2 separate regions of the Homo sapiens genome follow, and region 1 is linked to region 2. A link is a loop called in an ENCODE intact Hi-C map of the cell type or tissue named here. Cell type or tissue: endothelial cell of umbilical vein. All regions are shown on one strand. Links, peaks and the distances in the headings refer to the core of each region. The heading gives the core; the rest is flanking DNA. Region 1 has its middle 36 kb from the start of ACTL6A. Region 2 has its middle 21 kb from the start of GNB4.

What was found. A loop is a pair of places that touch in the nucleus more often than their neighbours do. Peaks named below come from ENCODE experiments on the same cell type or tissue, not always from the same donor. Only the 100,000 strongest peaks of a DNase experiment are listed, where the experiment ranks them.
Region 1: a loop joins it to region 2, with 4 times the contacts of the local background. A loop is called at or near these places in 3 of 110 quality-filtered maps.

The regions. Positions count from the first base shown.
Region 1 is chr3:179,518,811-179,535,230 of GRCh38, reverse strand. It overlaps a transcript of GNB4 not described here. Among named protein-coding and RNA genes, the nearest start is that of ACTL6A, 36 kb to the left of the region's middle. RefSeq lists an enhancer at 7,858-8,408. In endothelial cell of umbilical vein, for the core only: no CTCF peak of the experiment used is centred there; DNase peaks (open chromatin) are centred at 7,520 and 8,070; H3K4me3 peaks cover 387 bases; H3K27ac peaks cover 1,347 bases.
Region 2 is chr3:179,463,795-179,480,214 of GRCh38, reverse strand. It overlaps a transcript of GNB4 not described here and the pseudogene MTHFD2P7. Among named protein-coding and RNA genes, the nearest start is that of GNB4, 21 kb to the right of the region's middle. In endothelial cell of umbilical vein, for the core only: no CTCF peak of the experiment used is centred there; a DNase peak (open chromatin) is centred at 6,484; H3K27ac peaks cover 1,101 bases.

The DNA.
Region 1 (16,420 bases), core at 3,937-11,936, 54 kb before region 2:
TGGTAGAGTCAGCATTTCACCATGTTGGCCAGGCTGGTCTCGAACTCCTGACCTCAAGTGATCCAACTGCCTCAGCCTCCCAAAGTGATGGGATTACAGGTGTGAGCTACTGTGCTCGGCCAGGAGAACTGTCTCTTGAAGAACGCTACCTTCACTGAGCCTCTACCCAGACACCACATGTTCCTGTTTTTCTTCTGCCACACAGACTCCCCTTTGGCAGAGCCCGCCTCTTCTTTCTGGCCTCTAAATATTACAGTGTCCTAGGAGGCAGTCCTCAAAGCTCTTCTTTTCTATCTATTCACACTCCCTAAGTGATCTCATCCAACCTCATTCAATCAGGAGCAGTGACTGCACCTAGAGAGGAACAGCTGTGGGGAGGTCTGTGTGATGGGAGCTGTGGCTTTGATCAAGGGACTCAGGCAATCTTCAGCGAGGGAGCTGGGGGAATACACCACCTCACTTGCTCTTTTTTTCGGATCTGCCCCAAGGCTGGCTGAATCCAGCTGGAAACCAGGGGTTGGAGTTCATTGACTTAATCCATGCAGGTCAGGCTGTGTGAAGGTAAACAGCAGAGTGGAGAGGCATGGAGTGAGAATAAGGAAGGCTGCAAAGACATGCAGCACACTTTCGATATGCTGAAGACTCCCTCATTTGTGTATTTCCAGCCCTAACCTTTCCGGTGGAATCCCAATGGCCTGCTTGGCCATCTCCTCCTGAATATTCACTTGATTGTCCCATCCCCCAGCCTGGTCCGCCTCCCCTTCCTTCCACACTCTCCTCCCAATTTCACCACCATTCACACAGTTGTTTAGGCCCAAACCTACCTTCCATCCCCGAATCCTTTCTCTTATAACCAACCCATGAGCAAGTTATGCCAGTGCCACTTTTAAGAAATGTCCAGAATCTGGATATTTCTCACCACACCCACTGCTTCCACCCTAGTCCATGCCCACATTGTCTCTTGCTTGTATGAGGGCAGTAACTTCCTAACTCCCACTTCTACCCTTGCCCCCAGTATGGTCTATTCTACCTTGGCCCCATGAGGTCTACACAGCAGCCAGAGTGATCCTTCTCCAGCTACTCTTTAACCCCTTACCTTGTTTTAATTTTCTTTCCAGCAAGTAACTCCACGTAAATACCTATTATATGTTTATTCATGTATTTGTTTATTGTTGTTTCTTCCATTAAAATGTAGGTTCCATGATGGCAGGAATCTTCTTTTCTACCAAGTTTTCCCCTCAGTTGAACAGACTAATTGTTTAATGGAAAATGAATATAACTTTTTAAAACACACTGTCAAGAGGATGAGAAGACAAGCTTCAGACTGGTAGAAAATATTTGCAATAGATATATGTGATAAAGGACTATTAACTAAAATACAAAGAACTCTTAAAACTCAATAATAAGAAAACAAATAACCTGATTAAAAAATGGCAAGAGACCTGAACAGATACCTCACCAAAGAAGATATACAGAGGCAAGTAAGTATATGGAAAGGAGCTCAATATCATATGTCATTAGAGAAATGCAAATTAAAACAACAATGATGAGATTCTACCACACAGCTATTGGAATGGCCAAAATCCAAAACACTGACATCTCCAAAGGCTGACAAGGATGTGGAACAACAGGAGCTCTCATTCATTGTTGGCGGGAATGAAAAATGGTACAGCTACTTTGGAAGAGCGTTTGGCAACTTCTTACAAAACTAAACCTACTGTTACCATATAATCCAGCAATCATGTTCCTTGGTATTTACTCAAATGAGTTGAAACCTTACGTCCACATAAAAACCTGCACATGAATGTTTATAGCAGCTTTATTCACAATTGCCAAAAATTGGAAGCAATCAAGATGTCCTTCAGTAGCTGAATAAATAAACTGTAGGACGTCCAGATAAGGGGATGCTAAAAAGAAATGCAAAAAAGTGCTACAAAGAAATGAGCTATCAAACCATGAAAAACATGGGAAAAGCTTTAAATGCCTATTGCTAAGTGAAAGAAGTCAATCTGAAAACCTATATCACAGGTTCAATTCTGTGATATAAAGCAACACATCACAAAGCGTTTTTACAGATAGCTTGTTTCTAGTTTTTAGGGCTGGATATTCATATTTTCTTATAAAAGGTCAATAGGTTCGGAAACGTCACTTCTTAGATTCTAAAAAAAGAGTGTTCCGAACTTGTTAAATGCAAATTCAACTACGATTTCAACTATGTGATCTCTGGAAAAGGTAAAACTATTGAGACAATAAAAAGATCAGTGGTTCCCAGGGGAAGGTTTGATTTCAACTATATGATCTCTAGAAAAGGTAAAACTATTGAGACAGTAAAGATCAGTGGTTACCAGGGGAAGGAGGGATGAATGGCAAAGCACTGAGAATTTTAAGGCAATGAAACTTCTGTAGGATTCTACCATGGTGGATGTATATCATTATATATTTGTTCAAACCCATAGCATGTAAAACACCAAGACTGAACACTAATGTAAGCTATGGACTATATCAATGTAGGTTCAGTGGTTGTAACAAATATACCACTCTGGTGTGGGATGTTGACAGTGGGGGAGGCTGTACATGGTGTTGGTGCAGGGGGCGTATGGGAATTCTATGTACTTTCTGTTCAGTTTTGCTATGAACCTAAAACACCTCTAGAAAGTAAACTCCCTTTCAAAAAAGAAAAAGATAATATGTGTGGAGACCCTAGAGAAAAAAAAGGACCATAAATCTAGAAAAACTAGCCCACTACACTCTGAGACTAACCATTTGTCAAAACAGCAAATGTACACTTAAGATTTGTACATTTCATTGTAGATGTTATATGTAGATGTTATAACAAAAGAAAACCTATAAACAAATACTGAATTCTAGTTGTGATATGCATGCTGAAATATTTACAGGGGAAGTGAACTCATGTCTGCAATTTATTTGAAATGCATCAAAAGTGGATGGATTAAGATATAGATAAAAGAATAGATGGATGGATGGATGGATGCATGGTAGACAGACAGACATATGATAAGGCCAGTTGAGTATATTGAAAATAGAAGAATCTGGGTGATGAGTATATTGGTTGTTCACTGTAAAATTCTTTCAACTTGCTATCTGTCTGAATTTTTTCATAATAAAATATTGGGATAAACTATATTCAAAACAAGGGTGCAGCTTCCACTTGTTTTTGAGATATATTAGTGCCAAACATTTTAATGACCTTGGCAGTTATGGTGGGACAGAACACTTAAGCTAATAACTGAATCGTCACCTTGCTTAAATTAAAAACTCAAAGAAGTTTTTTCAGACCTCCAAGTCCTTAAACAGTTTATGAAGAATGTTTGTGAAATGGAAGATTGCTTATGCTCATCTTAAAGCCACTTAGTGCTGGCACAAGCCTCAGTCCTCAGAATCATCTATAATGCATGCACCGTGTGCCCTCAGCAGTGTTTTTTCTCTTTTCTTGACGTCAGTTGCCATTTGTAAGGGTTTCCAAGGTAGTGACCAGACACATCTAAAGGCAAGCCTACAAGAAAGAACAACATACTTATTTTTCCCTTTTAGCCTCAAATATATTTAAAATGCATAACACATTCAGTTTGATGAAATTCTACTTCAGAGAGAACCAAACTTCACAGTACAGAAAAGAGCTCCCTACTCTTGTCTCTGCAGCTCCGCTTTTAATGACTGGATTTGTTTAAAAAAAAAAAAAACTATGTAGACTTCTCTTTACACCACAGTTTCCCTCTGCCCCCAGGGAAAAAATGTGAGAAGGTGCTAGGTATATTTTAAAAATAATTTTGGTAAAGTCAGTAGAAAGACCTAGTTTACCTCAAAAGTCAGCATGGGAAAAATTTGGATCTGTTCAAAATAGGAATATATCATGTTCCTTGGAAAGTATGTGATTTTTAAAAATTAATTAAGACATAATACTTAGGCCTATCAATCGGTATGGTTAATTGACATATTTCTACCTGGACAGATGTTACATTGTATGAGTTGTATATTTTATATAAATAAAAGGTAAGTTTGGCTAGGTGTGGTGGCCCGTGCCTGTAATCCTAACACTTTGGGAGGCTAAGGCAGGAGGATCTTTTGAGCCCAGGAGTTCAAGACTAATCTGGGCAACATAGGGAGACCCCCATCTCTACAAAAAAATTAAAAATAAAAAAATTAGCCAGACCTGGTGGTGCATACCTGTAGTCCCAGCTACTGTGGTGGGAGGATCACCTGAGTCCAGGGGGTTCAAAGCTTCAGTGAGCCATGATTGCGTCACTGCACTCCAGCCTGGGCAACAGAGTAAGACTCTGTCTTAAAGATAGATAAATAAATAAATAAGGGTAAGTTTTATAACTGTACACATTTAACATGTATGTTTTTATTTGTGGCAGCAATAAATAAACCATTATGGATCAAGGAGGAACCCCATCACAGTTTTTAAACCTACACTCAAGCCAGGTTGAGTAATGTGGTGCTTACAGTCCCAGTTACTTGGGAGGCCGAGGTGGGAGGATTGCTTGAGAACAGGAGTTGGAGGCCAGCCTGGGCAACATAGCAAGACTCTGTACTTTTCTGTTTATTTATTTATTTATTTTAGAAATGGGATCTGCTATCTTGTTGTTTAAAAACAACAACACAACAACAAGGAAATAAATTCATTTGGCCCATCGCCATCCTATTTAAGCTTCTGATTTTTTTTTTCTTTTAAGAGACAAGGTTGGAGTGCAGTGGTGTATCACAGCTCACTGCAACCTCAAACTTCTGGGCTCAAGAAATCCTCTTGCTTCTGCCTTCCAAGTATTTGGGACTACAGGCGTGCACCACCATGCCCAGCTAATTTGTTTTTTTACTTTTAGTAGAAACAAGATCTTGCTATGTTGCCCAGGCTGGTCTTTAACTTCTGGCCTCAAGCAATCCTCCCCTGTTGGCTTCCCAAAGTGCTGGAATTAAAGGTGGGAGCCACTGAGGCCGGCCAGTTTCTGATTTTTTTAAAAAACTTTCAATTGATTAATTTATTTTGGGGGGAAATCTCACTGTGTTGCTCAAGCTGGTCTGAACTCCTGGGCTCAAGGAATCCTCCTGCCTCAGGCTCCCAAGGAGCTGGAATTACAGGTGTAGCCGCTATGCCTGGTTTAAGCTTCTAATTTTCATGCGCACTCATTTAACTAAGATATATTAAATGCTTTCTGTTTTTCAGGTGTTATGCTGACAATAGGTAGCTGAGTATGTGCCTCTTCTCCAGGGACTTGCAATCTAGTTGGAAAGACGGCATGTAAATAACTTTTTAGGGATATGTGACAAGCAGTCCATTTGGGCTGCTGTAATAAAATACCTTAGATTGGGTGATTTATAAATAACAGAAATTTTCTTCTCACAGCATTGAACATTGAACGGGCCATACTAACAAGTGCTGCGAGAAGCCTTTGATTCTGCCTGGAAAGATCTGGAAAGGCCAAACCCCTGTCCTCAGTTCCTTGTAGAGACAACAGGGTAATCTTTTTTTTTTTTTTTTTTTTTGAGACAGAGTTTTGCTCTCATCACCCAGGCTAGAGTGCAATGGTGCAATCTCGGCTCACTGCAACTTCTGCCTCCCGGGTTCAAGCGATTCTCCTGCCTCAGCCTCCCAAGTAGCTGGGATTACAGGCACGTGCCACCATGCCCGGCTAATTTTGTATTTTTAGTAGAGATGGGGTTTCTCCATGTTGGTCAGGCTGGTCTCAAGCTCCTGACCTCAGGTGATTTGCCCGCCTCGGCCTCCCAAAGTGCTGGGATTATAGGTGTGAGCCACCGCGTCTGGCCTAGCAGCAGGGTAATCTTTGTACCGGGGTTGGAAACTGGTAGCCTACGGACTATATCAGGATTCAAAACTCATTTTGTTTGGTCTACATAGGATTTTGAAAATCCGAGAATATCTTATATAAAAATTCAGATTTGTGGAGTTTTCTGAAAAGTTGCAAGATCTGGCAATTCTGGGCTACAATCAACTGGATCTAGACAAGCTGCTTTCAGTTTGTTTTATAACCAAACTGCATGACCACTGACTAATTATATTGCCTTTCAGCAGTTGACCTTCTGTCCCGTTAAGTGGGATTGATAATACCACGTTTGCGTTTTTTGAAAGTGGATTCTGTAAGAGCAGGGAGTGGAGCAGTATTTCTCAAAATGTGGTCTACAGCTACCTTTGTCAGTATCATGTACAACAGTTCTTCCCAACATTTACTGTGGGTATGAATCACCTGGCTATTCTGCAGACTGTGCTCTTTCAAAGTCATACAGTGCATCATTCAACAAAGGAGTCACTAGTCACATGTGACTACTTCAGTTTAAATTAATTCACATTCAACTCCTCAGCATACTAGTCACATTTCAAATGCTCAACAGCTACATGTTCCTGTGGCTACATCACTGGACAGTGCAATAGAACATTTCCATCATCACAGAAAGCTTCATTCGATAGTGCTGTACACAACATTGTCTCAGTCCTTAATGCCTGCCATCACAAAATACCTTAGACTGAGTAACTTATAAACAACAAAAATGTATTTCTCACAGTTCTATAGGCTGGAAAGTCCAAGATCAAGGCACTGGCAGATTCAGTATCTAGAAGACACCTGCTCAGAGTATCCTTACAGGGTGGAAGGGGAAAAGCAGCTCCCTGGGACCCTCTTTTATAAACGTACTAATCCCATTCATGATGGCTTTCCCCTGGTGACCTAATCACCTCCCAAAGACTTTATCTCCTAATAACCATCACATTGGTGATTTCAAAACAAGAATTTTGAGGGGATGACATTCAGGCCATAGCAAACATTGTCTAAGTCCACCTGAAACCACTCATCACCTAGGGATGTCATTTTGTTTGATCTACTATGCTTTATTGATTAGGGTTGATTGTCTTTAAAATTAGATGTGGACATTTAGAAAATTAATCAGTCACAATTGGTTTTTTGTCATATAGAGAGTCAAATGCTTTATGTCCAATAAAAAAGAATCTTAAAGGTTTTTGTTTGTTTTTTTGTTTTTTGTTTTTTTGAGATGGAGTCTCACTCTGTTGCCCAGGCTGGAGTGCAGTGGCACGATCTCGGCTCACCACAAGCTCCGCCTCCTGGGTTCACGCCATTCTCCTGCCTCAGCCTCCTGAGTAGCTGGGACTACAGGTGCGTGTCACCATGCCTGGCTAATTTTTTGTATTTTTAGTAGAGACGGGGTTTCACCATGTTAGCCAGGATGGTCTCGATCGCCTGACCTCATGATCCACCTGCCTCAGCCTCCCAAAGTGCTGGGATTACGGGTGTGAGCCACTGCGCCTGGCCAAGATTTCGATTTTATTGCTCTGTGGGACATTAGTCAGTTCTCTGTTCTCTATATAACTCTGCAATTTTATCTAGCATTCTTTTCTTCTACTGGTGACATGTACACACACACACACACACACACACACACACACACACATACATACACACACGCACTTATCAGCAATCTTCTATCCTCCTCTTTAAACCAGCTGGTTTTGTCACAAATGAAGTAGGTAAGTCTTAGACTATATATTTGTATGAAAATCATGTTTTAACTTTTTGAAATTTGTATTTTGATAGGAGCAAACTATTTGAATTTATACTTTGGGAAACCTATTTAACTTTGTAAAGCCTCAAGTTTGCTCATTTGTAAAGTGAGGAATAGTTTCTAAAACAGAGAGTTTTCTCATTGGATTCTTGAAAATTAAATGGGATAATGAATATAAAACATTTAGTGCAGCTCTTGGCATGTAAAATTGCTAAATAAATATCATTATTATTTAAGAAAGCTTTCTCAACTGTATTTCTGGATGTCTAAGCATCTCAATTCCTACTTTTGTGTTGCTCCATTCAAATGCTGGAAGTTCCAACTGTATTCTGGGCACAACGCCTGCATCTCCCAACTTTGGCTTCACTCTGTCTGCACTCAGCACCTTTTTCATCCTTTCTGTAGCAATGGGAGTTTTCTGGCCAATATCTGGCTTCAAATTGAGAGAGAACGTCTTCCAGGCTGAGAACAACTAAGAATCCTCCTTCCCGGCATCCTGCTTTTCTTTCCCTCCCCCTTCCCCTCCACCCCTTCCTGCCAGCAGAAGTCATTGACTCCATACTTCCTGCCTTGCACTATAAACACTCTCTCCAGCTGTGGCCTGCTTTCACTGGAGGTTTAACTATTTAATTGCTAAAGACCCTTTTCCCAGAACAATGCACAGTCTTATCCTGGGGTTGGGGAGCAGTTCACAGAATGTTCTCTCTGCTCTCTTAAGCCTCCTAATGCATTCTACAATGTCCATTTGTACCGTTCATATATAAAATTAATTTTTGTTGCTGTTAATTTTGGGAATGGTGCCAAAAAGAATTTTCCTATAGCTCAGAACTGTTTATTGAGGATCTCCTAGGTGTGTAATACTGAAATTTATTTTTCATCTAAGGAGCTAGCTGATGAGAAAAAGAGAGAGGAAAATTTTGTTCTGCTTTCCAGAGTTTATACAACCAGACTAAGAAAACTCAATCTAGATTATAACTTGACAGAGCCTTGGCATGGAAGCACGGTTCAGATATTATGCAATAAAGATAACAAAGACAGTGTTGAGTTAGAGAGAGAATAAAATAGAGACATACAGGAGAGAGGTAAGCAGACCACTCAGGGTGGCCTTCCAGGGTCCAAAGTGTGGCCCTCAGCTTTATTGGCCCAGAAACTCCTATTTTCATTTAGACATCAGAATCTTCTGAGGGATATTTGATCATATCTCTGCAAATTGAAGTGCAGTATGTTTTATCTTCAGTGACAGTGGGGTAGAGAAAGGCAACAATCCCAGTTCTGCATTTTCTAGCTATACAATCTGGGGCAAATGATTTTACATTCTTGTGCCTGGTGTCTGTCAGGCCTCTGAGCTCAAGCTAAGCCATCATATCCCCTGTGACCTGCACATATATATCCAGATGGCCTGAAGCAAGTGAAGAATCACAAAAGAAGTGGAAATGGCTGGTTCCTGACTTAACTGATGACATTACCTTGTGAAATTCCTTCTCCTGGCTCAGCTACTCCTCCACTGAGCACCTTGTGACCCCCGCCCCTGCCCGCCAGAGAACAACCCCCTTTTGACTGTAATTTTCCTTTACCTACCCAAATCTTATAAAACGGCCCCACCCTATCTCCCTTTGCTGACTCTCTTTTCGGACTCAGCCTGCCTGCACCCAGGTGAAATAAACAGCCTTGTTGCTCACACAAAGCCTGTTGGTGGTCTCTTCACACAGACGCGTGTGACATTTGGTGCCGAAACCCAGGACAGGAGGACTCCTTCGGGAGACCGGTCCCCTGTCCTCACCCTCACTCCATGAGGAGATCCACCTGTGAACTGGGGTCGTCAGACCAAACAACCCAAGGAACATCTCACCAATTTCAAATCAGGTAAGTGGTCTTTTCACTCTCTTCTCCAGCCTCTCTCGCTACCCTTCAATCTCCCTGTCCTTCCAATTCCAGTTCTTTTTCCTCTCTAGTAGAGACAAAGGAGACACATTTTATCCGTGGACCCAAAACTCCGGCGCTGGTCATGGACTCGGGAAGACAGTCTTCCCTTGGTGTTTAATCCCTGCGGGGACGCCTGCCTGATTATTCACCCACATTTCACTGGTGTCTGATCACCACGGGGACACCTCCTTGGTCATTCACCCACATTCCCTTGGTGGCAAGTCAATTGCGGGGTTGCCTGCTTTGGCTGCTCACCCACACTGCAGCCCAGGGCTGCTCACCACCCCCTTCTCCGTGTCTCTACCCTCTCTTTTCTCTGGGCTTGCCTCCTTCACTATGGGCAACCTTCCACCCTCCATTCCCCCTTCTTCTCCCTTAGCCTGTGTTCTCAGAAACTTAAAACCTCTTCAACTCTCACCTGACCTAAAACCTAAGCATCTTATTTTCTTCTGCAACACCGCTTGGGCCCCAATACAAACTCGATAATGGTTCTAAATTGCCAGAAAATAGCACTTTTGATTTCTCCATTTTACAAGACCTGGATGAATTTTGTCAAAAAATGGGCGAATGGGTCTGAGGTGCTCGACGTCCAGGCATTCTTTTACACATTGGTCCCTCCCTAGTCTCTGCTCCTAATGCGACTCACCCGATATCCTTCTTCTTTCTCTCCTGTCTGTTCCTTAAGTCTGCATCCCAAGCTCTGAGTCCTTTGAATCCTCCTTTTCTACAGACCCATCTGACCTCTCCCCTCCTCCCCAGGCTGTTCCTCGCCAGGCCGAGCCAGGTCCCAATTCTTCCTCAGCCTCCACTCCCATACCCTATAATCCTTCTGTCCCCTCCCCTGCTCACACCTGGTCCAGCTTACAGTTTCATTCCGAAACTAGCCCTCCCCCACCTGCCCAATAATTTCCTCTTAAAGAGATGGCTGGAGCTGTAGGCATAGTCAAGGTTAATGCTCCTTTTTCTTTATCTGACCTCTCCCAAATCAGTTAGCGTTTAGGCTCTTTTTCATCAAATATAAAAACCCAGCCCAGTTCATGGCTCATTTGGCAGCAACCCTGAGACACTTTACAGCCCTAGGCCCTGAAAGGTCAGAAGGCCGTCTTATTCTCAATGTGCATTTTATTACCCAATCAGCTCCCGACATTTAAAAAAAGCTCAAAAAATTAGATCCTGGCCCTCAAACCCCACAACAGGACTTAATTCACCTCGCCTTCAAGGTGTACAATAATAGAGAAGAGTTACAATTACTTGACTCTGTTGTGAGACAAAACCCAGCCACATCTCCAGCACACAAAAACTTCAAAATGCCTAAGCCACAGTGGTCAAGCATTCCTACAGGACCTCCTCCATCAGGATCTTGCTTCAAGTGCCAGAAATCTGGCCACTGGGCCAAGGAATGCCCACAGCCCAGGATTCCTCCCAAGCCATGTGCCATCTGTGTGGGACCCCACTGGAAATCAGACTGGCCAACTCACCCGGCAGCCACTCCCAGAGCCCCTGGAACCCTGGCCCAAGGCCCTCTGACTGACTCCTTCCCAGATCTCCTTGGCTTAGTGGCTAAAGACTGATGCTGCCCAATCACCTCAGAAGCCTCGTGGACCATCACAGATACTTTGGATAACTCTTATAGTGGAGGGTAAGTCCGTCCCCTTCTTAATTAAAATATGGAGGCTACCCACTCCACATTACTTTCTTTTCAAGGGCATGTTTCCTTTGCCTCCATAACTGTTGTGGGTATTGATGGCCAGGCTTCTAAACCTCTTAAAACTCCCCAACTCTGATGCCAACTTGGACAACATTCTTTTATGCACTCCTTTTTAGTTATCCCCACCTGCCCAGCTCCCTTATTAGGTTGAGACACTTTAACTAAATTATCTGCTTCCCTGACTATTCCTAGGCTATAGCCACACCTCATTGCCGCCCTTTTCCCTAGTTCAAAGCCTCCTTTGCATCCTCCTCTCATATCCCCCCCACCTTAACCCACAAGTATGGGACCCCTCTACTCCCTCCGTGGCAACCAATCACACGCCCATTACTATCCCATTAAAACCTAATCACCCTTACCCTGCTCAACACCAATATCCCATCCCACAGCACACTTTACAAGGATTAAAACTCATTATCACTCACCTGTTACAGCATGGCCTTTTAAAGCCTATAAACTCTCCTTACCATTTCCTATTTTACCTGTCCAAAAACCAGACAAGTCTTACAAGTTAGTTCAGGATCCACACTTTATCAACCAAATTGTTTTATCTATCCACCCCGTGGTGCCAAACCCACATACTCTCCTATCCTCAATACCTCCCTCCACAATCCCTCCACAACCCATTATTCTGTTCTGGATCTCAAACATGCTTTCTTTACTATTCCTTTGCACCCTTCATCCCAGCCTCTCTTCGCTTTCACTTAGACTGACCCTGACACCCATCAGGCTCAGCAAATTACCTGGGCTGTACTGCCGCAAGGCTTCATGGACAGCCCCCATTACTTCAATCAAGCCCAAATTTCTTCCTCATCCCTTACCTATCTCGGTATAATTCTTCATGAAAACACACGTGCTCTCCCTGCTGATAGTGTCCGGCTAATCTCCCAAGCCCCAACCCCTTCTACGAAACAGCTCCTTTCCTTCCTAGGCATGGTTAGGTACTTCCACATTTGGATACCTAGTTTTACCATCCTGACTAAACCATTATATGAACTCACAAAAGCAAACCTAGCTGACCCCATAGATCCTAAATCCTTTCACCACTCCTCTTTCCCTTCCTTAAAAACAGCCCTAAAAGCTACTCTCACACTAGCTCTCCCTAACTCATCCCAACCCTTTTCATTACACACAGCCAAAATACAGAGCTGTGTGGTCAAAATTCCTACACAACAGCCAGGACCATGCCCTGTACTCTTTCTGTCCAAACAACTTGCCCTTACTGTTTTAGGCTGGCCCCTACATTATTCCTGATACCACACCTGACCCCCATGACTGTATCTCTCTGATCCACCTGACATTCACTCCATTTCCCCATATTTCCTTCTTTTCTGTTCCTCACCCTGATCACACTTGGTTTATTGATGGCAATTCCACCAGGCCTAATCGCCACTCACCAGCAAAGGCAGGCTATGCTATAGTATCTTCCACATCTATTATTGAGGCTATTGCTCTTCCCCGCTCCACTATCTCTCAGCAAGCCGAACTCATTGCCTTAACTCAGGCCCTCACTCTTGCAAAAGGAGTACGTGTCAATATTTATACTGACTGTAAATATGCCTTCTTTCACTCGCGTCCGTGCGAAGAGACCACCAAACAGGCTTTGTGTGAGCAATAAAACTTTTTAATCAACTGGGTGCAGGCGGGCTGAGTCCTAAAAGAGAATCAGCGAAGGGAGATAGGGGTGTGGCCGTTTTATAAGATTTGGGTAGGTGAAGGAAAATTACAGTCAAAAGGGGGTTGTTCTCTGGTGGGCAGGGGCGGGGGTTCACAAGGTGCTCAGTGGGGGAGCTTTTGAGCCAGGAGAAGGAATTTCACAAGGTAATGTCATCAGTTAAGGCAGGAACAGGCCATTTTAACTTCTTTTGTGGTGGAATGTCATCAGTTAAGGCAGGAACTGGCTATCTGGATGTGTACATGCAGGTCACAGGGGATATGATGGCTTAGCTTGGGCTCAGAGGCCTGACATTCCTGTCTTCTTATATTAATAAGAAAAATAAGGCAAAATAGTGTTGAAGTGTTGGGGCGGCGAAAATTTTTGGGGGTGGTATGGAGAGAGAATGGGCGATGTTTCTCAGGGCTGCTTCGAGTGGGATTAGGGGCAGCTTGGGAACCTAGAGTAGGAGAGATTAAGCTGAAGGAAGATTTTGTGGTAAGGGGTGATATTGCGGGGTTGTTAGAAGAAACATTTGTCATATAGAATGATTGGTGATGGCCTGGATATGGTTTTGTATGAATTAAAAAAGAATGGAATGAGACAAAGAGAAAAACAGGTATTAAAGGACTAAGAATTGAGAGGACTCAGGGCATCCAATTAGAGAGTGCCTAAGTAGGTTCAGCATAGCCCTGCCAGCAAAGATTATTTATTTACTTTAAGAGGGAGTTAGGAGTGACGGTTTGGGGATAGCACCAAGAGATATCAGCTGTGATGGCTTGGAGAAACAGTGTAAACTGGCAGCGTAAACAAGAGCAGGGCATTTATGAGTAGTTGAGAATGGTGAATAGGAGTATGACTAGACAGAAGATAGTAGGGATGACAAGTTTTTTTGGGGTGCAGTCCAAGTTGGTCTGGTGTCTGGAATGAGACTGGGGCCTAATAAAAAGGAGCATCTATACAGGAGCTCAAATGGGCTGTACCCTGTAGCATTCCGAGGACAGGCCTGAATTCTGAGAAGAGAAAGTGGTAAAAGTATTGTCCAGTCCTTTTTAAGTTGGTGGCTGAGGTTGGTGAGGTGAGTTTTTAAAAGACCATGAGTTCGCTGAATACCAAGAGCTAGAGAAATTGCCTGGGTGATTTGACTAATAAAGGCTGGTCCGTTATCAGACTGTATAGAGGTGGGAAGGCCAAACCGAGGAATTATGTCTGACAGAAGGGAAGAAATGACCACGGTCGCCTTCTTAGACCCTGTGTCTACCAAGACTAAGAGGTATTTTAGTTTTCTGACTTGGGGCATGTGAGTAATATCAATTTGCCAGTCCTGGGTGGGGCAAATCCCCGAGTTTGATGTGTAGGGAAGGGAGGGGGCCTGAACAATCTCTGAGGGGTAGTAGAATAGCAGATGGAACACTGAGAAGTGATTTCCTTGAGGATAGATTTCCACGATGGAAAGGAAATGAGAGGTTCTAAGAGGCGGGCTAGTGGCTTGTACTATAGCATAGCCTGCCTTTGCTGGTGTGTGGTGATTAGGCCTGGTGGAACTGCCATCAATAAACCAAGTGTGATCAGGGTGAGGAACAGGAAAGAAGGAAATTTGGGGAAATGGAGTGAATGTCAGGTGGATCAGAGAGGTACAATCATGGGGGTCAGGTGTGGTATCAGGAATAATGTGGGAGGCCGGATTGAAGTCTGGGCCAGGAACAATGGTAACTGTGGGAGACTCAACAAAGAGTGAGTACAGCTGAAGGAGCCGGGGAGCAGAAAGTATATGCGTCAGGTGGGAGGAAGAAAATAGATTCTGGAAGTTATGAGAACTGTAGAGAGTGAGTTGAGCATAGTTTGTGATTTTGAGGGCCTCTAAAAGTATTAGGGCGGCGGCAGCCACCGCACACTGACGTGAGGGCTAGGCTAAAACAGTAAGGTCAAGTTATTTGGATAAAAAAGCTATAGGGCACGGTCCCAGCTCTTGTGTAAGAATTCTGACTGCACTAACCATGCCTAGGAAGGAAAGGAGTTGTTGTTTTGTAGAAGGGATTGGGGTTTTGGAGATTAGCTGGACATGATCAGCAGGGAGAGCACGTGTGTTTTTATGAGAATTATGCCGAGATAGGTAACAGCTGAGGAAGAAATTTGGGCTCGACTGAAGTAATGCGGGCTGTCTGTGAAGCCTTGCGGCAGTACAGCCCAGGTGATTTGCTGAGCCTGATGGGTGTCAGGGTCAGTCTAAGTGAAAGCAGAGAGGCTGGGATGAAGGGTGCAAAGGAATAGTAAAGAAAGCATGTTTGAGATCCAGAACAGAATAATGGGTTGTGAAGGGAGGCATTGAGGTTAGGAGAGTATATGGGTGTGCCACCACGGGGTGGATAGGCAAAAAACAATTTGGTTGATAAGGCGCAGATCCTGAACTAACCTGTAAGGCTTTCCGGTTTTTGGACAGACAAAATGGGGGAACTGTAAAGGGAGTTTATAGGCTTTAAAAGACCATGCTGTAGCAGGCGAGTGATAACAGACTTTAATCCTTTTAAAACATGCTGTGGGATGGGATATTGGCATTGAGCAGGGTAAGGGTGATTAGATTTTAATGGGATGGTGAGGGGTGCATGATCGGTTGCCGAGGAGGGAGTAGAGGTGTCCTATACTTGTGGTTTAAATGGGGAGATACAACAGGAGGATGTGAAGGAGGCTTCGAACTGGGAGAAAAGGCAGCAACGAGGTGTGGCTGTAGCCTAGGAATAGTTAGGGAAGCAGATCATTTAGTTAAAATGTCTCGGCCTAATAAGGGAGGTGGGCAGGTGGGGATAACTAAAAAAGAGTGCATAAAAGAGTGTTGTCCAAGTTGGCACCAGAGTTGGGGAGTTTTAAGAGGTTTAGAAGCCTGGCCATCAATACAACAGTTATGGAGGCAAGGGAAACAGGCCCTTGAAAAGAAGGTAATGTGGAGTGGGTAGCCTCTGTATTGATTAAAAAGGGGATGGACTTACCCTCCACTGTGAGAGTTACCTGAAGCTTGGTGTCTGTTATGGTCTAGAGGGCTTTTGAGGTGATTGGGCAGTGTCAGTCTTCAGCCGCTAAACCAAGAAGATCTGGGATGGAGTCAGAGAGCTTTGGGCCAGAGTTTTAGGGGCTCTGGAAGTGGCTACCGGGTGAGTTGAACAGTCTGATTTCCAGTGGGGTCCCACACAGATGGCACATGGCTTGGGAGGAATCCCAGGCTGTGGGCATTCCTTGACCCAGTGGCCATATTTCTGGCACTTGTAGCAAGCTCCTGGGAGAGGCAGGCCTGGAGGAATGCCTGGCCACTGCGGTTTAGGTGTTTGGAAGTTCTTGTGTGCTGGAGATGTGGCTGGGGTTTGTCTCACAGTGGGGGCAAGGAATTGCAACTCAGAAATATGTTGCTACTTGGCTGCCTCTACTCTTTTATTGTACACCTTGAAGGCGAGGTTAATTAAGTCCTGTTGCAGGGTTTGAGGGCCGGAATTTAATTTTTGGAGCTTTATTTAATGTTGGGAGCAGATTAGGTAATAAAGTAAAATGCATATTGAGAATAAGATGGCCTTCTGACCTTTCAGGGTCTAGGGCTG
Region 2 (16,420 bases), core at 3,083-11,082:
CACTCACAGTTCTGGATGCTGGTAAGTCCAAGAGCATGGCACTGTCATCTGGCGAGGCCTTTCTTGCTGTGTTGTAACTGCAGAAAACATCACATAATGAGAGGGCAAGAGCAAAAGAGTCACAAACCTTGCTTTTTTAACAAAGCCACTCCTGCAGTAACAAACCTATTCTTGTGATAGTGACATCAATCCATTCATGAGAGTCGATCTCTCATTAATTCATTAATCCATTCACAAGGAAGAGCTGACATTAATCCATTCACGTGGGCAGAGGGATTCGTTTTCCAAAACATGAACTTTTGGGAAATACATTCAAACCATAGCAATTGGTATACACTTATGTTTTTAAAGTTCTGTAATTCTATGACCTGAGAATGTGCAATATTTCTAAGAGATGCTGGAGCACTTAAGAACATTTGAAAAATATAATTCTGATATTTGCTATTTAAGAAGAGTTTATAGCAATTTGAGTTTTTTTTAACAGATGCTCTTACACGTTTGCACTTACATGTTTCTTTTGCTTTTAGTTGAACTAACCAATTGGCTCACAGGACGACCTTAGTGAATCAGGAAAATGCTTCTCCATTCGCTTGGCAAAATGACTGTGTGTGTGTGTACATGTGTTTTCTCTTTGCAATTAAGGCATTGCTTCCATTGTATAGATAAAATCAAATTATTCTTGTTTGGGCTCTTGATCTGATAAGTGGAGGTGCTATAGTCAGTAATATTATTTGATTTTCTCCCAAATAGTTTTCAACTTCTACCTGAAGTGAACATAAAAATGTTAAATTGTTTAAATGGCTGTAAGAGATAAATACAAGTATGAAGAAAAGTAGATTTCAGGGGCAGACAGAAAGTTTGGTCAATTTCTGGGAAAACATGTTGGGAGAAGATTATTTCAACTATTTAAAATAAAATGGGCACCAAGGATTGTATAGAATCACTTGTTAGAGGTGTGTCTTGGTGTCTTGTATATTCGACAATATCCTAGTACATACGCAACTTGATACTGATTTTAAAGATTTCTTGAATAAGATGACTAGTATAGGCAAGACAGTGACCCCATTTCTACAGAAAATAGAAAAGTTAGTTGGGTGTATTAGTCTATTCTCGCACTGCTATAAAGAAATACCTGAGACTGGGTAATTTATAAATAAAAGAGGTTTAATTGGCTCATGGTTCTGCAGGCACTACAGGAAGCATAGTGGCTTTTGCTTCTAGGGAGGCCTCAGGAAACTTACAATCATGGCAGAAGGCAAAGGGGAAGCAGGCGTCTTCACATGGCTGGAGCTGGAAGAAGAGAGAGAGGTGGGAGGTGCTACACACTTCTAAACAACCAGATATCATGAGAACTCTATGATGAGAACATCACTAGGATGATGGTGCTAAACCATTCATGAGAACTCTGCCCCATGATCCAATCACCTCCCTCTAGGCCCCACCTACAACATTGGGGATTACAATTTGACATGAGATTTGGGTGGGGACACAGATCCAAACCATATCAGTGGGTGTGGTGGTGCACATCTGTAGTCCTAGCTACTCAGGAGGCTGAAGTTGGAGGACTGCTTGAGTTCAGGAGGTTGAGGCTGTAAGTGAGCCATGATAATGCCACTGCACTCCAGCCTGGGTGACAGAGCGAGGCCCTAATTGCAAAAAACAAAACAAAACAAAACAAAAACCCAAAAAACAAAACAAAACAAACAACAACAGCAAAACCTTAGTAAAATGGATAGGAATCTCAAAGGATGTGAGTTAACTATTTGTAATTGCCACAATAGGAATGTTTACTAATATTTCCTAACTGTTCCCTATGGATCAGGCAGATGAAATGTTTTGTAATAGGAAGTTGCTCAGGACTATACAACTCATAAATGGCAGAATCACTGCTATGATTTGAATGTCTCCTCCAAAACTCATTTTGAAATTTAGTTGTCATTATGATGGTATTAAGAGGTGAGACCATTAAGAGGTGATTAAGTCATGAGGGGTTATCCCTCATGAATAGTTTAATGTTGCCATCATGAGAGTTGGTTTGTTATCATGAAAGTGGATTGTTCTAGAAGTGAGTTTGGTCCTCTCTGTCTCTCACTCTCATCTTCGCTTGCCCTTCTGTCTTCTTCCAGAAAATATCACAGCATGAAGGCCCTCACAAGATGTGAGCCCCTTGATCTTGGACTCCCCAGCCCCCAGAACTATAAGAAATATATTTCTTTCCTTTATAAATTACCCTGTCTATGGTATTCTGTTACAGCAACACAAAACAGACTAAGAAGGAAAATTGGTACTGAGAGTGGGACTGTTGCTAAAACAAATACTTGAAACTATAGAAGAGACTTTGGAACTGGGTAATGGACAGAGCTTGGAAGAATTTAGAGGAGCAGGATAGAAAAAAACCTAGAGTGTCGTGAATGGAACAGTAAGAACAATTCTAGTGAGGGCTCAGAGGAAGACCCCAGAAATAGGGATAGCCTAAATCTTTTTTTTCATTTTTTACATTAAAAAAATAGAGATAGGGTCTCGCTTTATTGACCAGGCTGGTCTTGAACTCCTGGCCTTAAGTGACCCTCCCCTCTTGGCCTCCCAAAATGCTGGGATTACAGGCATGAGCCACAATGCCCAGTGTAATCTTCTTAAGTGGTTGTGATAAGAGAGTGGGTAGAAGTATGGATAGAAAGGTCATTCTGATAAGGTCTCATGTGAAAATGAGGAGCAAGATATTGGAAACTGGAGCAAAGGCCATTCTTATTAGACAGTTGCAAAGAAATTGGTGGAATTTTGTCCAACCTGAGGGCTTTATGGAAAACATAATTTAAGAACAATAACCTGTGATATCTGGTGGAAGAAATTCCTAAGCAAAATATTGAAGGAGCTGTGTGGCTACCCTTAACTGCATACAGTAAGATGCAAGAGGAAAGAAAAGACTAAAAGATGAGATTTATAATTAAAAGATAATCAGAACTAAAATATTTTTTTAAAACTTCAGGCTGACCTTGTAAAGAATTTAAAAAGTGTGTTCAGGAGAGTAAACCAAGGATTTGGCAAGTAACTGTTTGCTAAGGTGATTAGTACATACAGAAGGGATCATTAAGACAGTGAGAGAATGACTCCAAAGGCACTTCAGATATCTTTAAGGCTGCCCCTACCATCACAGGCTCAGAGCTCTAGAAGGGCAGACTGTCTTCAGGGTATAGTTTCAGAGCACCTTCTATTGGCTTGCTGCCCAGAGCCACCTTGGGTCTGTACTCCCCACATTCTTCAAGAGGGAGTAGAAAAGACTTAAGGTGCAAGAGAAGAGAAAAGACTTAAAGATGAGATTTATAATTAAAAGAGAATTAGAACTAAAAGATTTTTTAGAAACTTCAGGCTGACCTTGTAAAGCTGCTCCACAGCTGCCCTGGCTGTAACTCAAGCAGGCCCAGGTGAGGTTCAATCCATGGCTACAAAAGGTACAAGCTGTAAACACTTTGGTGGTATTTACGTGGTGCTAATTCTGCAGGTGCACAGAATGCAACAGCTGCAGGGACATGGCTTTCTCCACCTATGTTTCAAAGCACATTGCAGACAACCTGGGAGGCCAGGCAGAGGCTTGTCACAAGGGTAGCACCATCTCAGAGAGCCCCTACTAGGGCAATACTGAATGAACAGAAATGTGGAGTTAGAGTTACAAGAGGGTCCCCCCTAGAGCAATTCCGAGTGGATCCATGGGAGTGGAGCCACTCCTGAGGCCCCAGAACTGTAGAGCTACCAGCTTGCAACACTAGCCTGGGAGAGCTGCAGGAACAAGACTCCAACACTAGAGAGCTGTAGCACAGGCTGAGCCCAGCAAAGCCATGGGGTGGGGCTGCCCAAGACACTGGGAGGCCTAACCTCAACCCCGTTGTGCCCAGGTTGCAGGATATAGGGTCAAATAAAATTATTCTCCAGCTTTAAGACTTAATGTTGTTTTCACTGTTAAGTTTTAGATTTTCTGTGGACCAGTTACCCCTTTCTTGCCCATTTCCTCCTTTTGGAAAAGGAACGTCTATTCTATGCCTGTCCCAACATTGCATTTTGGAAGCATGTAACTTACTGATTTCATAGGCTCACAGATGGAGAGGAATTTGCCTCAGGATGAATTGTGCTTTGACTGTCACCCATATCTGATTTTGATGAGACTCTGGATTTTGAACTTTTGAGCTGGTACTAGAACAAGTTAAAACCTTTTGGGGCTATTGGGATGGAGTGAAGGTATATTGTATGAGTTTTGGTGGACCAGAGGCAGTTTGGATGTCCTCTCCAAAATCATGTTGAAATGTAATTGCCACTGTGACAGTATTAAGAGGTGGGACAAGTAACAGTTGATTAGGCCATGAGGGCTCTGCCCTCATAAATGGGTTAATGTCATTATTGCAGGAGTGTGTTCATTATCACTTGTGCAGACTGTTAGAAAAGCGAGTTCAGGGCCAGGCATGGTGGCTCATGCCTGTAATCCCAGCAATTTGCGAGGCTGAGGCGGGCAGATCACGAGGTCAAGAGATTGAGACCATCCTGGCCAACATGGTGAAACCCTGTCTTTACTAAAAATACAAAAAATTAGCCGGGTGTGGTGGCATGCACCTGTAGTCCCAGCTACTCAGGAGGCTGAGGCAGGAGAATCACTTGAACCCAGGAGGCAGAGATTGCAGTGAGCCGAGATCTCGCCATTGCATTCCAGCCTGGTGAGAGACTGAGACTCTGTCTCAAAAAAGTAAATAAACAAATAAAAAATAAATGAAATAAAATAAAATAAAAATGAAAATAAAAAAGCGAGTTTGGGCCAGGTGTGGTGGCTCACGCCTGTAATCCCAGCACTTTGGGAGGCCGAGGCGGGCAGATCACAAGGTCAGGAGATCAAGACTTTCCTGGCTAACATGGTGAAACCTGTCTGCAATTATAAAAATACAAAAAATTAGCCAGGCATGGTGGCACGTGCATGTAGTCCCAGCTACTTGGGAGGCTGAAGTTGGAGAACTGCTTGAACCCGGGAGGTGGAGGTTGCAGCGAGCTGAGATTGTGCCACTGCACTCAAGCCTGGGACAGAGCAAGACTCTGTCTCCAAAAAAATAAATAAATAATAAAAATAAAAATAAAATAAAGCGAGTTTGGCCCTCTCTGTCTCTGTCTCTTGCTCTCACCCTTGCTTGCCCTTCCACCTCCTGCCATTGGATGACACAGCTTGAAGGCCTTTGCCAAATTCAGGCCCCCTCGACCTTGAACTTCCCAGCATCCAGAATGATAAGGAATCGATTTTTTTTCTTTATACGGTACCCAGTCTTGAACCAAGTACAGTGGCTCATGCCTGTAATTCCAGCACTTTGGGAGGGCAAGGTGGAAGGATCACTTGAGCCTTGGAGTTTGAGGCTGCAGTGAGCTGTGATCACATCACTGCACTCCAGTGGGGATGACATATTGAGAACCTGTCTAAAAAAAGCAAAAAAAAAAAAAAAAAAAAAAAAGGACCCAGTCTGGGATTCTGTTACAGCAACACAAAACAGACTAAGACAGCTGTGGGCAACATGACTCCAGGTCACAGTACTCTAATGTGATACTTAACTGTAGACTCTTGCTACTTCAGTGCTGCAGTGCTTTCACTTTAGCAACTTAGCAAAAAATGTATTGTTTTCTCTATTTAAATCAGGTGTAAATCTCATCATCAAGAATTTGTGACTTGGCTGGGTGCAGTGGCTCTTGCCTGTAATCCCAGCACTTTGGGAGGCCAAGGCAGGCAGATCACTCAAGGGCAGGAGTTCAAGACCAGCCTGGCCAACATGGTAAAACCTCATCTCTACTAAAAATACAATAATTAGCCAGGCATGGTGGCGTGTGCCTGTAGTCCCAGCTACTGAGGAGGCTGAGGTAGGAGAATCGCTTGAACCCGGGAGGAGGAGGTTGCAGTGAGCTGAGACGTGCTACTGCACTCTAGCCTGGGAGACAGAGCAAGACTCCAACTAAAAAAAAAAGAATATGTGACTTAATTGAATATTATTATTATTATTTATCTTTTAGAGACAAGGTCTCACTCTGTCGCCTAGGGTGGAGTACAGTAGCACAATCATAGCTCACTAAGCCTTGAATTCCTGGGCTTGAGTGATCCTCCCACCTTGACCTCCCAAAGTGTTGGGATTACAGGCATGAGCCAATGCAGACTGGCCAATTATTACTTTTTTAAGCCTCAGTGTTGCAAACTGACGAAGCCAAACAAATCAAAAAGGACAGGGAAGAAGTCTTAATTTATATCAACCAAAAATCATCTTTTCTACCCTCTTTCTTCTCATCCTTTATACCCTCCAAGCCAAAGACAGTAATTGCCAGTGCTGGGTAATTTCATATAATAGAGAAGTGTAGCACAATTGCACTCTTGAACCGAAACTACAACCAAGTGGTTACATTTACATATTGATATTGCAGTAGAACTTATATAACAGGCTGGAATTTCTTTTCAAACATCTGTGACTCAGGGTAAACTACGGGAAGTTAGAAAAAAGTTATTTCCGTGTTTTCAAAATAGAGAAACAGAACGGTCTGTTGGATTTGCCTTTAGAATTGACACCACTTCCCAGCACTAATCTCAACTATAAGAGAAAAAACAAATTGGCTAGACATGGTAGCTCATTCCTGTAATCCCAGCACTTTGGGAGGCTGAGGTGGGAAGTTTGCTTGAGCCCAGGAGGTCAAGCCTTCATTGAGCTATTATCATGAAACTGCACTCCAGCCTGGGTGACAAAGTGAGACCTTGTCTCTAAAAAAAAATTAAATAAAAATAAAATAAAATAAATGAAATAATTCATAATTAAAAGTTGCTTCAGGAGGAAATTGGGTGAAGGGTACAAAGGACCGCTCTGTATTATCTTTGCAACTTCCTGTGAATCTATAATTATTCCAAAATCAAAAGTTTAAAAAAAAATTCCTTCAGTAAGAGAAATGGGCTTTTGACCTTGGAAAGAATTACCATTGTATGCTAGAATTTACTAGAAGAATAAGGGAAGGGATGTCTGTAGTCAGACTTTTGTCATTTTCTTTCAGTTTTTTTTGAGACAGAGTCTCACTCTGTTGCCCAGGCTGGAGTGCAGTGGCAGGATCTCGGCTCACTGCAACCTCCACCTCCTGGGTTCAAGCGATTCTCCTGCCTCAGCCTCCCGAGTAGCTGGGACTACAGGCGTGTGCCACCATGGCTGGCTAACTTTTTGTATTTTTAGTAGAGAAGGGGTTTCACTGTGTTAGCCAGGATGGTCTCGATCTCCTAACCTCGTGATCTGCCCGCCTTGGCCTCCCAAAGTGCTGGGATTACAGGCGTGAGCCACCGCGCCCGGCCAACTTTTGTCATTTTCAAAGAGTGAATTTGGTGTCCTTGGAGGGTCACTTAAATCAGTGGCAGTGAGTAGGAAAAAAGTGTTAGAATGCTCCATCAAAAGTATGCTCCCTTTTCCAACTCAAGACATAAAATCAGAAGCAATAATCAAGGAGTACCAACTATATATTTTGGTGTTACTTAAACGTTTTCTTTTAGTAATAGAAATAATAGCTGTTCATGGCCTGGTGTGGTGACTGAAGCCTGTAATCCCAGTACTTTGGGAGGCTGGTGCAGGCAGATCCCTTGAGTCCAGGAGTTTGAGACCAGCCTTAGCAAAATGGCAGAACCCTGTCTCTACAAAAAACTTGCCAGGTATAGTGACACACACCTATAGTCCCAGGTGCTCAGGAGGCTGAGATGGGAGGATCATTTGAGCCTGGGAGGTTGAGGCTGCAGTGAGCTGAGATCACACCACTGCATTCCAGCCTGGACAACAGAGCAAGACCCTGTCTCTTAAAAAAAAAAAAAAAAAGAAAGAAAGAAAAGGAAAGGAAAGGAAAGAAAAAGAAAAAGAAAAAATATGTGTTAATTATAAGAAAATTTGGTGAATATTGAAAATTATAAATTAATCCAATTTATCCATAATTTGAAACTGAGCAAAAACTAATGTTGATATTTTGGTATATTTTTTCAGTTATTATTGCTATATACATGTTTTTGTATAAAATTGGCATTAAAACTTTTTTCTTTACCTCTCTTTGAAAGGCACATACTTCATTTTCATTTTGTGAGTTTACCTTTACGTTTAGTGAGTTTTTCCCAAATAAAAAATAATATTTGTGACTGATTATGCCTCTATTATGTGGCTATATCATAATTTAATTAATCATATAATTATTGTATTTATAAATTTTCCCTAATATAAATAATTGGTACATACAAAATTTTCATTCATTAATCATTGTGTGCATCTTTAGGATCTAAGTCAAAGAGTTTTAATGCTCTTAGTACACACTGACAATTTGTCTTGCAGAAAGGGTGTACTAACCAAATATCTACTTTATTTAAAATTTAAAATTCTGCTACCTAAGTTCTCTCCATTTTGCCTCCTCAAAGTATATTTTTACATGCGCATCCCATAGCTCTTTTATATGAGAGGAATACTACTCACCTCAAAAAGTCAACTATGGGTGACTAGAAAATAACTTCTAATTACACTCATGCATTGCTTAACGATAGGGATACATTCTGAGAAATGCATCCTTAGATGATTTTGTCATTTTGCAAACATCATAGAAAGTACTTACACAAACCTAGATGGAGTAGCTTAGTACAACCTAGGCTGTAAGGTATGGCCTATTGCTCCTAGGCTACAAGCCTATACTGCATGGCACTGTACTAAATACTGTAGGCAATTATAACATAATGGTAAGTACGTGTGTATCTAAACATAGAAAAAGTACAATAAAAATACAGTATAAAATATTTAAAAATGGTATACATGTATAAGGCACTTACCATGAATGGGGCTTGCGGGACTGAAAGTTGCTCTGCTCTGGGTGAGTCAGTGAGTGGTGAGTGAATGTGAAAGCCTAGGACATTACTGTGCACTACTACAGACTTATAAACACTATACACTTAGGCTACGCTAAATTTATAAAAGTATTTCTTATTTCAATAATAAATTAAGCTTAGCTTGCTGATACTTTTTTTTTTTTTTTTTTGAGACGGAGTCTCGCTCTGTTGCCCAGGTTGGAGTGCAGTGGCGCGATCTCAACTCACTGCAAGCTCCGCCTCCTGGGTTCACTCCATTCTCCTGCCTCAGCCTGCCGAGTAGCTGGGACTACAGGCACCCACCACAACGCCCGGCTAATTTTATGTATTTTTGGTAGAGAGGGGGTTTCACAATGTTAGCCAGGATGGTCTCAATCTCCTGACCTCGTGATCCGCCCTCCTCAGTCTCCCAAAGTGCTGGGATTACAGGCGTAAGCCACGGCGCCCGGCCTACTGTAACTTTTTTACTTTGTATACTTTTAAATTATTTTTAAACTTTTTGACTCTTTTGTAGTAACACTTAGCTTAAAACGCAGACACACTGTACAGCTATATAAAAATATTTTCTTGCGGGCACGGTGATCGAGACCATCCTGGCTAACACGATAAAACCCCGTCTCTACTAAAACTACAAAAAATTAGCTGGAGCGGTGGCACGTGCCTGTAGTCCCAGCTACTTGGGAGGTTGAGGCAGGAGAATTGCTTGAACCCAGGAGGCAGAGGTTGCAGTGAGCAGAGATCGCGCCATTGCACTCCAGCCTAGGTGACAGAGTGAGGCTCCATTAAAAAAATTATATATATATATTTTTTTCTTTAATATATATATATTTTTTTCTTTCTCTATATCTTCATTCTCAAAGCTTCTTTCAATTAATTTTTTTTTAACTTTGTAAATTTTTGTTAAAAACTTAGACACAAACACAAACAATAGCCTAGGCCTACACAGGGTTGGGGTCATCAATATCACTGTCTCCCTCCTCCACATCTTGCCATCTATACTGGAAGGCTTCAGGGGCAATAACACACAAGGAGCTGTCACTTCCTATGATAACCATGCTTTCTTCTGGAATACCTCCTGAAAGACCTGGCTGGGGCTGTTTTACAGTTAACTTTTTTCTTTTTATAAGTTGTAGGAGTATACTCTAAAATAACAATAAAAAGTATAGTGTAGCAAATATATAAACCAGCCACAAAGTTGCTTATTATCATTGTCAAATATTGTATATTGCATGTACCTAATTGTATTGCTATACTTTTATACAACAGTGTTTGTTTACACCAGCATCACCACAAACACAGCACTTCATTGTTACCATGTCACTGGGTGATAGGAGTTTTCAGCTTCCTTGTAATCTATGGGATCACTGTGAAATATCTAGTTCATAGTTGATTGAAACATTGTTATGTGACACATGGCTGCGTAAGACTGAGTTCCTTGGCCTCAGTATAAGGAAGGCAGAGAAGATGCCGTCCGTCACTTTCAGAACTTTCTTGTAACCATCTTAACATTAGTATGTTTTTGCATTTTCTAAAACTGCATTAGCCTAATACACTAGCACTGTATTACTAGGTGCTAGAGAAATTCAAATGAGTAACACTGTGGTGGAAAGAGAGAGGAAAGAATGGTTTCCTAAGGTTTAAGACCTTAGACTCCTCATGGAAAGGACCATATTCCTCAGTGTTTCTCAAGCTTTAATGTGCTTATAAATTACATAGGACCTTTTAATTTTTTTTACTATTGCTATTTTATGGTGTGATTAACATTTGTATACTGAACTTAGTCTGCATCTTATTTTTTCACTCAATAACGTGTCATGCAGAACTTGACACAACTATCTATTTCTGTACCAATACAATAATAATCTTAGAATATGTTTTCATAGTTTGTTGTGCAGGCCCCTCCTATTTTTGTTCAATTAAAAAAGTATTTGTTCTACTTGTGCTTTACTCTTTCATATGTGATTTATCTCATTTTTTCAGCTTTATTGTGGTATAATTGACAAATAAAATTGTATATATTTAAGGTATAACCCAAAAAGTAACTGAGACAAGTGTCAATCAGTTTAGAAGTTTATTTTGCAAAGGTTAAGGACATGGCCATGACATAGTCTCAAGAGATCCTGAGAACATCTTCCCAAGGTGGCCAGGCTACAGCTTGGTTTCATGCATTTTAGAAAGATATAGGACATCAATCAATACGTGTTAGCTGCGCACTGGTTTGGGCCAGAAAGGATACAACTCCAAGAGAAGGGGAGCAGAGTGCCTTCCAGTTCATAGGTGGATTCAAAGATTTTCTGATTGGCAATTGGTTAAAGGGTTTATCTAAAAGACCTAGAATCCATAGAAGAAAGGGTCTGGGTTAAGATAAGGTGCTGTGGAAACCAAGATTCTTATTATGCAGACGAAGCCCCCAGGTAGCAGGCTTCAGAGAGAATAGATTGTAAATGTTTCCTATCAGACATCAAAAGGTGCCAGACTCTTAGTTATTAATAATTCTCTCCTGTATCAGGAAAAAGACCCAGAAAGAGAAAAGGATTCTTTATAGAATGTAAATTTTTTCCCACGAGAGACAGCTTTGCAGGGCCATTTCAAAATATGTCAAAGAAAGATATTTTAGGACAAAATACTTTGAGATCTTTCAGGGCCTGCTATATGTCATGTTGGTATCTTACTGCTACAAAGAATCTGCTTTGTCCATCTTAAGGTTTCTGTTTTAATGTTAGTGCTGGTCAGTTGTGCCTGAATTCCAAAGAGTGGAGGCTATGATGCATGTCCGACTACCCACTCCCATCATGGCTTGAATTAGTGTTTCAGGCTACCTTTGTTTTTTGTTTTTTGTTTTTTTTTTTTCTTGAGACAGAGTTTTGCTCTTCTTGCCCGGTCTGGAGTGCAATGGTATGATCTCGGCTTACCGCAACCTCTTCCTCCCGGGTTCAAGCGATTCTCCTGCCTCAGCCTCCCGAGCAGCTGGGATTATAGGCAAGCGCCACCACGCCTGGCTAATTTTGTATTTGTAGTAGAGATGGGGTTTCTCCATGTTAGTCAGGATGGTCTCGAACTCCTGACCTCAGGTGATCCACCCACCTCAGCCTCCCAAAGTGCTGGGATTACAGGCATGAGCCACTGCGCCAGGTCTTGTTTTTGTTTTTTAGAGACAAGGTCTTGCTCTGATGCCCAGGCTGGAGTGCAGTGGCACAATTATAGCTCCCTGCAGCCTCCAACTCCTGCACTCAAGGAATCCTCCCACCTCAGCCTCCCGGGTAGCTGGGACTGCAGGCATGTGCCACCACACCTGTTCTATATATATATATATTTTTATCAACAAAATGATCCTTTAAATTATCACTGGTTTTTCATACTTGGAATCACATTTCATTATACATTTGGGTGGGTCCTTCCTGCAAATTTTCAATGTTTATTCCCAAAGTCAAACTCCCATTCACATGAACAATACAGGTTCGACAGAGGTAATATCACATTTTACATCATAACTTTGCAGTATTAATCAACCTACCACTTTAAATGAATGATTGAAAACTATTTGGGAAGATAAAAACCAGTTTCATGAAGCAAACCTATTCCTCACAAAACTTAAGATCAGTCATTTTACCTTCAATCCACATTCAGTGAACACCAACCATGTTTATTTAATGCCTACTATGTGCCTGACAGCCACAGTGCATCTGACACTTACTTTCTCCAAAACAACTATGACTTGAACCTTGAGTAAATCACTTTGGTTAGAGTTACTATATTTGCTCAAGATGAAAAATGCAGGTGCTTTCTTTTTTAAAGAAAAATGACACTAGATCATTAACACCTTGAGTACCAGGACAGGTAATTGCCTCTGTAATCCCCAGAGTCTAGTGTAGTGCCTGGTCCATAGAAAGCTCTCAGTAAGTGTTTGATTACATTTAATCTCAGAACTCCCTTCCAAGGTATACTTCCAAGAGGTAAAACTCTAAACCTCTACTCCTACTGATAGCAGAATTTCTTAACTAATCCAGAAACATCTCCTATGCCTAAGTATAAATTCTTGCCAGGCACAGTGGCTCACACCTGTAATCCCGCTACTTGGGAGGCTGAAGTGGGGGGAATTATAGAGCTCAGGAGGTCAAGACCAGCCTGGGCAACATAGTGAGCCCATCTCTAAACAAATGTTTAAAACTTAGCCAGGCATGCTGGCACACACCTGTAGTCCAAGCCATTTCGGAGGCTGAGGCAGGAGGATAGTTTAAGCCCAGGAGTTCAAGGCTGCAGTGAGCTATGATCAGACCACTGCACTCCAGCCAGGGAGACAGCTGGAACCCATGTCTTATAAACAATAATACTTAATTTTTTAAAAAAGTATTTATCATCATCCACACCATTCCTGGGGGAGCTAAAAATCCACCCTTAACATTTCAGTTTTAAAACCTGGCTGATTAGGGATAGAACTTTGTCCAAATTAAATTGTAGAAATGCTATGGATTCAAGAGTAAACCTGCTTGATTAATCAAACAAGCTGGAAAACTACTCTGTTAATTTCTTTGTTGTAAATTGATCACTGTAATTTTACCTTACATGTCATGTATATTTTGTATATACACAAACATTTTAATTTCCATAGCTTTTAACAGGTTGACATAATACTTCTCCATGCAGGAAGTCAGTCATTTTTTCCACTTACAACTGTAATTCAATAAAATTTTGGTCACCTTGGTCATCTTGCTCCATGTTTAATAATCTAGGTAAGTAAGCAGGCATGACTTATAGACATGAGCTATACCTCACTCACAAAAACATCTCCAGCAAACTCTCTAAATTTCTTTCAACTCCAGAGAACTATCAAAAGAATAACACCAGCTGGCAGAAGAACAAGGAGGGAGGTAGGTCAATTCAACTGTTCTTTCTCTTTCTGCCTCAAGCTGCCTAGAGCAGGAGCTACTTCTGCTTAGCCCAAAGCCAAAATAGACAAGGAACCTATCCCTGCCTCAAGTATTTTACAGATTAAGCTCCTAGCTTGGCACAACCTGTTGGGATATAAGACTGTAGGACTGGCCAGGTGCGGTGGCTCATGCCTGTAATCCTAGCATTTTGGGAGGCCGAGGTAGGTGGATCACTTGAGGTTAGGAGTTTGAGACCAGTCCGGCCAACTTGATGAAACCCTATCTCTACTAAAAACACAAAAATCAGCCAGGCATGGTGGCATGCACCTGTAATCCCAGCTGCTCAGGAGGCTGAGGCACAAGAATTGTTCGAACCCGAGAGGCAGAGGTTGCAGTGACCCGAGATCACGCCACTGCACTCCAGCCTGGGCAACAGAGCGAGACTCAATCTCAAAAAAAAAAAAAAAAAAAAACGACTAGAGGATGAGGCTGGTTTCTCCAATGCTCTTTAAACCTCTGTTTGGGCGTGGGTGGCCCATGCCTGTAATCCCAGCCCTCTGGGAGGCTGAGGCAAGAGGATTGATTGCTAGAGGCCAGGAGTTCAATACCAGCCCAGGCAACATAGCAAGACCCCCATCTCTACAAAAAAAAAAAAAAGAAGAAGAAGAAGAAGAAGAAGAAGAAAAAAATTATCTATTTAAGGCTATAGAAGTAAGTGTTACTGAATATAGGAATATCTACATTGATTAAATAAGAAAAAAACTCAGGTTAGGTCACAACTAGGAGTCATAGGAAGACAGAATTTCAGAAATTCATATCACACCAGACAGATGTGTTTTATTAAAAAAGAAAAAAAGACCTTTAATCAGAAAGTCTGCTTAAATTCAATATTAACTCAAACTCTTAAAAAATTTCTGGAAAAAACAGAGCCCTTGGCTCTGCCTCCTGGGTTCATGTCATTCTCCTGCCTCAGCCTCCCAAGTAGCTGGGACTACAGGCACCTGCCACCACGCCCGGCTAATTTTTTTTTTTGTATTTTTAGTAGAGACGGGGGTTTCACCATGTTAGCCAGGATGGTCTCCGTTTCCTGATCTCGTGATTCGCCCGCCTCGGCCTCCCAAAGTGCTGGGATTACAGGTGTGAGCCACCGCGCCCGGCCATAATGGTATTCTTCATTAGCATTGCCACTGTCATGGGGCCAACACCTCCAGGAACTGGAGTGATATAACCGGCTTTTTGTCTGACTCCTTCAAAATCCACATCTCCAACCAACTTCAGTTTGGCAGTTACAGGATCATGAACTCTATTTATTCCCATATCAGTGACTGCTGCTTCTTCCTTGATCATATCTGCTGTGATCAGATTTGGAATACCTGCAGCAGATATTACAATATCTGCAAGAATTGTATGTTTCTTCAACTGCTCTTTGGAAGTATATCGATAAGATATTGTAACAGTGGCATCACCTCCGGGACGTTCATGCACCCCATCTGTGTGCAGTAACATTGCAATGGGCATTTCAACACTTTTTGACCTTCCAGCCACAACCACATTCTTCCCTAGGGTTGGAATGTCAGTTCGCTTAATTATTTCCCACACACCGCATGGGGTAGCCGGTAACATGGAATACTGGTCCAAACACATTCGCCCTGCATTAATTACATGAAAGCCATCAGCATCCTTGTCTGGAGAAACAGCATTGCAGATCCTTCTCTCATCAATATGTCTGGAAGAGGCAGCTGAACAAGGAGGCCATCTACATTATCATAATTATTCAGTTTGCTGATTAAATTCAACAATTCTTCCTCTGAAATTGAAGCTGGTTTCACAATTGTCTCACTGTTGATTCCCACATCTGCAGCTGCCCTGGTTTTGTTGAGGACGTAGGAGTGACTTGCAGAACTCTCGCCAACCAGGATCATGCTCAGGTGTGGCCGTTTGTCGCCTGAGGCCACCCACTCTTCTACCTCCTGCCGCACTTCCTGCTTGATCTGCTGGGCCAGTTTCCTTCCAGAAATTACAACAGCTTCATCTGTAACTGCCGTGAGGTGGAAGGGGCGAGGGCAGAGGGAGCAGCTGTGCACGGGCTGCAGCAGCCAGGCAGCCAACCTGGACATGAGGGAAGTCGCAGCCATAGCCTGTGCCGGTGACTGCGCCGGGACCTGTTTAATATTTTTAATTTTTAGTAGAGATGGAGTCTCTCTATGTTGCCTAGGCAGCTCTTGATTCCCTGGCCTCAAGTGATCTTCCCTCCTCAGCCTCCTAAAACGTTGGGATTATAGATGTGAGCCACTGCACCCAGCCCCAGGTTAACTTTGGAATGCCCTTGGCCCAGAGGAGGGGTCCATTCCATTGGTTGGGGGGCTTAGAATTTTATTTTTGGTTTACAAAGGTATACAATGTATTTGATATACATATATATGTGAAATGGTTACCACAATCAAGTGAAGTAACACATTGATTGTCTGTCATAGCTACCCACCCCCTTCTTTTTAGTGAGAATATTTAAGATCTATTCCTTTAGCAAATATTAAGTATATAATACAGTATTGGCCAGGGGCTTTGAGTCTGCCTTTCTGACAAGCTTTGTGGAGTACTCTGAGTAGCAGGGTTATTTGACTATTAGGAGACAACAGTTGGAGGTAACAATAATTTAAGAGACTCTATGAAGGGCTGAAAGAGACCA